Regions from separate parts of the Homo sapiens genome. Here regions 1 and 3 are each linked to region 2. A link is a loop called in an ENCODE intact Hi-C map of the cell type or tissue named here. Cell type or tissue: GM12878. All regions are shown on one strand.

The links. Peaks named below come from ENCODE experiments on the same cell type or tissue, not always from the same donor. Only the 100,000 strongest peaks of a DNase experiment are listed, where the experiment ranks them.
Region 1: it touches region 2 in a loop (5-fold over the local background); 2 of 110 quality-filtered maps call a loop at or near these places.
Region 3: a loop joins it to region 2, with 10 times the contacts of the local background. A loop is called at or near these places in 67 of 110 quality-filtered maps.

What each region holds. Positions count from the first base shown.
Region 1 is chr6:135,329,599-135,332,098 of GRCh38, forward strand. The region is part of intron 24 of AHI1 (Abelson helper integration site 1); the gene reads right to left. It also overlaps the pseudogene BTRCP1. Among named protein-coding and RNA genes, the nearest start is that of MIR548A2, 92 kb to the left of the region's middle. In GM12878, a CTCF peak has its summit at 1,107; DNase peaks (open chromatin) are centred at 1,043 and 1,593; H3K4me3 peaks cover 406 bases; H3K27ac peaks cover 2,213 bases.
Region 2 is chr6:135,422,526-135,425,025 of GRCh38, forward strand. All of the region lies in intron 20 of AHI1 (Abelson helper integration site 1), which reads right to left. Among named protein-coding and RNA genes, the nearest start is that of AHI1, 74 kb to the right of the region's middle. In GM12878, a CTCF peak has its summit at 1,323 (motif pointing left); a DNase peak (open chromatin) is centred at 1,296.
Region 3 is chr6:135,144,059-135,146,558 of GRCh38, forward strand. No RefSeq gene overlaps it. Among named protein-coding and RNA genes, the nearest start is that of MYB, 36 kb to the right of the region's middle. In GM12878, a CTCF peak has its summit at 1,097; no DNase peak of the experiment used is centred here; H3K4me3 peaks cover 344 bases; H3K27ac peaks cover 265 bases.

The sequences.
Region 1 (2,500 bases), 93 kb before region 2:
ATAAATGTTGTTTTCATGCCAGCTACAACAACAACCATTCTGCAGCCCATGGATCAAGGAGTAGTTTTGACTTTCAGGTTTTGTTATTTAAGAAATGTATTTCTTAAGTCCATAGCTGACATAGACAGTGATTCCTCTGATGAATACGAGCAAGTAAGTTGAAAACCTTCTGGAAAGGATGCACTATTCTAGATGACATTAAGAAGATTTGTGATTCATAGGAGGACATCCAATTGTCAACATTAACAGGGGTGTGGAAGGTTTATTCTGACCCTCATGGATGACTCTGAGGGTTTTAAGACTTCAGTGGAGGAAGTAACTGGAGATTTGGTGGAAACAGCAAGAAAACTAGAATTAGAAGTGGAGCCTGAACACGTGACTGAATTGCTGCAATCTCATGATAAAACGAATGGATAAAGAGTTCTTTCTTATGGATGAACAAAGAAAGTGGTTTCTTCAGATGGAATCTACTCCTCGTGAAGATGCTGTGACTCTTGCTGAAATAACAGAGGATTTAGAATATCACATAAATTTAGTTGATAAAGCAGCAGCAGGGTTTGAGAGTACTGAATCCAATTCTCAAAGTTTTACTTTGGGTAAAATGCTATCAGACAGCACTACATGCTACAGAGAAATCTTTTGTGAAAGGAAGAGTCAATCGATGTGGCAAATTTCATTTTTGTCTTATTTTAAGAAATTGCCACAGTCACCACAACCTTCAGCAACTATCAGTCTGGTCAGTCAGCTGCCATCAACACTGAGGCAAGACCTGCCTCCAGTAAAAAGATGACTTGCTGAAGGCTGAGATGATCATTGGTATTTTTTAGCAATCAAGTATTTTTTTCACTAACGTATGTACACTGATCATTTAGACATGGTGCTACTACATACTTAATAGACTACAGTAAACATAGTTTTAAACATAGTTTTCTATGTACTGAGAAACCCCCAAATTTGTGTGGCTTGTTTCACTGTGATATTCACGGTATTGCAGTGGTCTGGAACCAAACCGGCAATATCTTCAAGGTATGACTGTACAGAATTGCTACGCAATGAGGAATCAGGGTGGTTTCACATGCTACCATCTGTCCACATGCCGGCAGCCGAATCTAACCATTCAGTTAGGATTATTCCCTTAACACACTGAAGGACAAAAACAGCGTGGCTCACGGGAATCTGCTTGTATTTCAGCGTTTTTATCCAATGTGCTGTGAACTTCTCATATGAAGATCACTTACTGTCTTCTGATCATCATATTGTATGTAGTAAACTTCTTTGCTTGTGTTAATTTGGCAGTGGATTGTGAGTAAATCATAACTTCCCTATGTCCAATTAGATTTTATTATTTCAATATTTTATAATAAATTAAAGTTCTATAAAGCAGTTAGGTGGCACAGTCCTATCCAGAGGTTTGTTCTGAAGTAACAGTCTATTTTCTCCTTGTTCAGTCAGGCATCACTATAGAAATATCTTTCTTGACCATTCTTTTGATGAGTGTCTTTTATAACATACCATTTCTTGCACCCTGTGGTTTGGCATGTAGGAGAATATCTTCAGCAATATGACTCAAATCTTGAGCTGACAGAGTAATTAAGAAATCTTTCTGTGACAGAAGTTTAAAGACACGAGCTAATATGTCCATCTTGGTAATGACAGGACTAGAAAAAGAGATGTTTCACAAAATCCACGTGGTCAAATTTTGACCACTGTTCACATATTTGAAATAGAGTTCTTCTTTTTCTCAAAGCTTGAGGGGTTGCTTGGTCATAATCATGGTCTCAGTGTCACTGGATTGGCAAGTTTTGTTTTTTTGACACACTATTTTCACTCTTTTCCAGCACTGCTGGAAACACCATTTCTTGATTTAGGCAGAGTCTGCCAGGCTGTTGTAAGACATTAGGGGAATTCCTTTCTGTATTATCTTTCAAGGGATTAAATATTATTATAGTGGTCTCTGAAGAATTCTCAGTGACGCCTGGTCAATGAAACCAGTGTACTGAGGGAACACCAACCAGTAGAGTTCAGCAGCATAGCTGTTCCTTACAGTTTTATCCACAATGCAATCCAATAATTGATGTTCGTAATACCTCCAAGTCATTCGACAAGCTAAGCACTGAATAAATTCACACGCTTGAGCACTTTTTCCTTCAGCCCTACTTCAATTGGGCCCATAATCATTTGGGAACTTCTCTGTGCCAGTCTAATAAGGCAATATGGCATCTGGATCCCACCACCTTCTTTATGCTTTCTCCTTGACTAACCTGATTTCAGACTCCGGGCTTCCAGAACTGTGAATGAATAAATGTCTTAGGTTTTAAGCCACCAAGTTTGTGGTAGTTTGCTACAACAGCCCTAGGAAACTAATAGACACGATTTTTACTTTGGTGAGTGCTGGATTTTCTTCTATTTCTTTAAAGAGTGTTGGACCTTGGTCTGGCATGCCATTACTTGATATCCGTTTTCAGGTTTAGGTTTTTTTTTTTTTTTTTCAGACGGAGTC
Region 2 (2,500 bases):
TGCTATATACTAAAGAATATTTGTATTTTAAACTATATTGAGAACATAATGGCTTATTACATCATAATTATGTTACTCCTCAAAGTTTTATTTTTATGTATGTATGTATGTATGTATGTATGTATGTATGTATACATGTATGTATGTAGAGATGAGGTCTCACTATGTTGCTCAGGCTGGTCTCAAACTCCTGGCCTCAAGCGATCCTCCTGCCTCAGCCTCCCAAAGTGTTGAGATTACAAGTGTGAGCCACCACACCCAGCCACCCCCCACATTTTTAAGGGAGTGAACTATTAATAATACTAGATAAGCAAACTTCCTTTCTTAAGGGGTTCTCCTAAATGTTGAAATTGAAAACCAACAACACATTTTACCATAGGAATATTTAGCTACTTTTTAAATTTACTTCATGATCAGGAAATGCAAAGACTAAATAAGTGCCTAAGACAGATAGCTTAATGCACTGAGAACATGGACTCTGGAGTCAGCTTAGACAAAATGGTGGCTTTACACCAACTGTGTTACTTTAGGAAAATTATTGTTTTCTCTGTGCCTCCGTTTCATCATCTGCAAAATGAGGATAATAATGGGACCTACAATGAAGAGTTTTAGAAGGATGGTATGAGATAATATATGTAAAATGCTCATAAGATTGGTAGACACAGTAAATGCTTGATAAATGTTAGCTACTACTACCACTGTTATTAGCCCCAAATTTACTGATGATGCCTCTCAGCATATATTTTTATAAAATTTAAGGAAAAAATGCTATTCTATAGGATTTGTAATTGTTAATGCCAACATTTATTCATTTATTGCATATTAGTAACATGCCAGGTACTATGTTAGACATATGGCATTCTAAATATCACACGCTTCTAGGCAGTGAGCAACTTAAATAACAAATTTTATAGGAAACTAAAGGTACATGTTGCCCTGAACTCTGGTAAAGTGTGCCACAATATAAAAAATAAGTTTGTCAACAATGACAACGTAGGCTATCATTAATTAATATGAATTGTGTTAATAAAATCATGTCAGTAGTAGAAACTGCTTTTTGGTTTAAATTTCTTTTAGAAATGTAATCAACTACTTAGGAAGTACAAAGGACTAGAAAAAAGAATGGTAATCTGAGTCTGATTCCTGTGTTTCATAACACAGCTCAACTTGACACACAATAGGTGCTTAATAAAGATTTGTCTTGTCTAAGATACTATGACTATGTGTCCTCTGAACCAGAGTTGATACTCTGTTATTAACTCTGGTTAATATACTCTGGTTAATAAACTCAGTATTAACTCTGGTTCAGAGGAGACATTGCCACCTAGCGAAAAATCAGCCTCATTACCTAGAATTATCAGACAATGCTGAGAACTTCTCAAATTAGACTTGACTCCACTGACTTGACTCCACTGAAAACACTACATGCATATTTATTATGTGTCAGTATTCAGGGTAGGTACTAGTAGGAAAAAGATGAACAAGCTTCCATCTTTGCTTCTTACAACGTATAGAAAATACAAGGAAACCACATACTCCACAGAGAAACATAGAAAAAACTGTACTGTAGAAAAAACAAGGTTTGATTATTAGACATTTAGAAACTAGTATTTCAAGAAATTTGCTGAAAAGGAAATTTAGTGTAGCAAATAAGAGCATGGACTCCAGGAGCAAACTGCATTGATTTAAAGCCATGGCTCCTGTAAAGCGAGGATAACAGCCCCTATGTCATAAGATTATTGCAGAAACTTAAATATATGTAAGGTAAAATGCTTAAAACAGAACCAGGAACAAACAAAATGCTATGTAAGTATTTACTAAAATTATTATTAAATCTAGAACAATATCCTAGAGACTGAGGTGAATATTGATTAATAACAACACATTAACTGAAGTCTAGCTTCATAAATTTAATTCAGTAGAAGCCGTTTCTCTGACTAGTACTCTGTTATTATGGGAATCCTAAAAGTACATTATTTGTGGTACTCTGTGACTAAATTTTGTATTACTGGATGATTAACCCTTTCAACATCAGGCAAATAAAACTGCCTTCTGAAAGTAAAAATCATATTTCTTACCAAAAAAAGCAAAAAGTCAGTAGAATGAAAGACCCAAAAGACCACAACCTGAACATATGTTTACCAGGGAAAGATGCTTGCTAACTCTTCACAGATTTTGCTAGAACTGAAAGATGGATGATACATTTAGTTACCACTGTGGTCTCATTCACAACTTGTTTAGCTTATAAAAAAAAATAAGCTTGCTCCATTTTCCTGGAAAATTATCTGATAATTTTTTTTAAACACCACTTAAAAATCCCTTAAGTCTTTTGTGTTTTTTGAATTTTATACTATTAAAATATTTATGTAAAGCCATATGTAAACTTTATTTTCAACCAAAAAATTATGAGCAAAATATTCCTGTATTAAAAAATAAAACATAAGACAAAACTCTAATAGGTTGGTAATAAATATTATACTTTTCTTATGGATCTATACCA
Region 3 (2,500 bases), 280 kb before region 2:
GAAAAGTCAAGAGTTGACTATATGCAGTTCAATTTAACTTTCTGTAAAGAATCCATTAGGGACTAAAGCCAGGCTTCAGCAAAAATTAAAAAGACATTTCCTGAAACCAATAAACATCACTCACTACAGTTGCTACTCAGTACAATTCCCTTTACCAATAGCAATTTTAACGTTCACAGAGAACTTCCCATGTGCCAAATGCTAGGCTCAGTGCTAGGGCTGGGTGTGCATGCTTTCTCTTCATTCTTATAAGCCCCTGTGATTTACCTGCTGTCATTGTCCTCCTTTTAGAGTTGAGAAGTGAAGTAACTAGCTCAGGTTGACACTTTCAACCAAAGGGAGAGCAGAATTGTGAATGAAATTATTTCTCTCTGATTCGCTGCACACATTTCATTGAAAAATACAAAAAGTTCAGGAGGAAATGTTCAGCTCTGACTGGCCAGTGGCAGGATTTGGTCATTTGGCCATGTTAAGTCTCGACAATTTCTCTCTGGAAACCCTTTTAGAACTATATTCCATGAGGGAGCTTCTGCTTTGTGAGAAACCTGACAAAAGCAGCCTCTTTGCTTACTGACAAAAAACCAAACAAACCAAAACAAAAACCTGCTCTAAGAAATAAAAAGCTGCAAAATCAATAGCAGTAGTTTTTAATTCTAATACATTTGAATCATCTGGAGAGTTTTGAAAAAATACTAATACTTGAGCCCCATCCCAGACCAATTAAACAAGAATTTCTTGGGGGTGGAGCCTGGGCCTTAGTGAGTTTTTAAGAGCTTCCTGGGTGATTGTAATGTGCAGCAAAGCCAGGAACAGTTTGCTTGCCTGTTATCAGAGTGCTGAGCTTATTCAAGACCTCGTATCTGTCTTCTCTGCCTCCTCATCCCTAACCATGCTAGGCAAAAAAAAAAAAAAAAAATGTGCATTGCATAATGAAAGTAATGGCAAATGAATTCGATGTTTTAAACAATATTTTTGCGAATAGGCTTAATTTGTAAACGTATACAACTGCTTGAATTGTTGTTTATTTTATAAATTTACCTACACTCTGCCACCAGAATTTTCTAATTTCAAAGTCATACCAAAAGGCAACAGTAGATGGCCCACCTCTCTCAGAAAGAGACAAGGCTGTTTGGCCTACCTGTGGAGTAGCCATTCTTTTATTCCTTAACTTTTATTAAACTTGCTTTCACTTAAAAAAAAAAGAAAGAAAGAAAGAAAAAGAAAGATCAAAGAGCCAACATTGTGTATTAAATGGAAGAGCCAAAGCTTTCCTTGTAAGTTAACGTGAGGTGGGAGGTGAATAAGATCAAAAAACATGATGAGAAAAATAACTCAGAGACTTTCTTAGAATAATTGAAGAGTGAGTTAAAAGAATCACTACAAAAATAAATGCTAGGAATGGAAATGAGCAAAAGTGATTCCAGGGTATGCAGTCTTTGATACTGATAATGAAAGTAGTGAAAGTTAGAACAGGGAAGTTGGCAAACCATAAAAATTGAGTCCCAGAGTTCCCGTTAATTATGGATATCTTTTTTCCCCTTTTTGGGTGAAAGTGGGAATGGAAGATTTGGGTTTATATGGACAACATCTGTGAGGAAACTTGGTTATGCCTTTCTCTGACTGCCAATGGGCAGCATACAGAAGGGTGAGAAAGCCCAGGAATTTTCCATTGCCTCATCTATTCTTAAAATTGTTTTCATTTTCACTTTCACCATTTGTATTATACTCCAGAGTCACCAAATAAACATACCACTCATTAGAAATTAACTAAAGTAAAAGTCTAATTAAAGACTAACTTCTATCTGGTTCATCTTCTAACATGAAGTATTTGTTATAATTAAAGCAGAGTTGAAGAGGATTGTCTTTTCTTTTTTATACAAGGGTAATTTTTAACCAATAAAAATAAGAATCGGCGCCATCAAGAACTTTTCGCCTGCCGATCTCAATACACACTCAAGGGATACTCACTTCCATCAAGTAGGAAAGTACAACAATTACTTCCATTTTACAACTGGACCAACTGAGAGAGAGACAAAAGGTGATTTGACAAAGACCTTCAAATGAAGTTAGTCTCATCACTCCTAATCCACAGTTCTACTTTTAAATGAACTTTCCTGCTTTATTACCTCTGGGCTGGTAGAGATTTGAAGATTCATTTTCCCCTTAAGGATAGTTATGTCCTAGTTCTAAGACCTACTATGACTAAATGCTCCAAGTATGATTTTAGTCATTAGTTTCAACTTTTGACCCTAAACTCTGTCTGGACCTGTGTAAAGCCAGAGACCCTACTTAAAGCTCCAGTGAAGAGGAGGCAAGAGAACACATCCCTCCTGCGGTGCTTATAACTCAGCTCGTAACTTGATGCCAGGAACATTAAACCCCACTACAAAGTCAGACTCCTCCATATACAAGACTGTAGATCATCGGAGTCTCATTTCAGCATGCTGAAGAAGGGGCTGAATTTTAATGTAGACCTACCATCTCGCAGTATGTGCAGCTA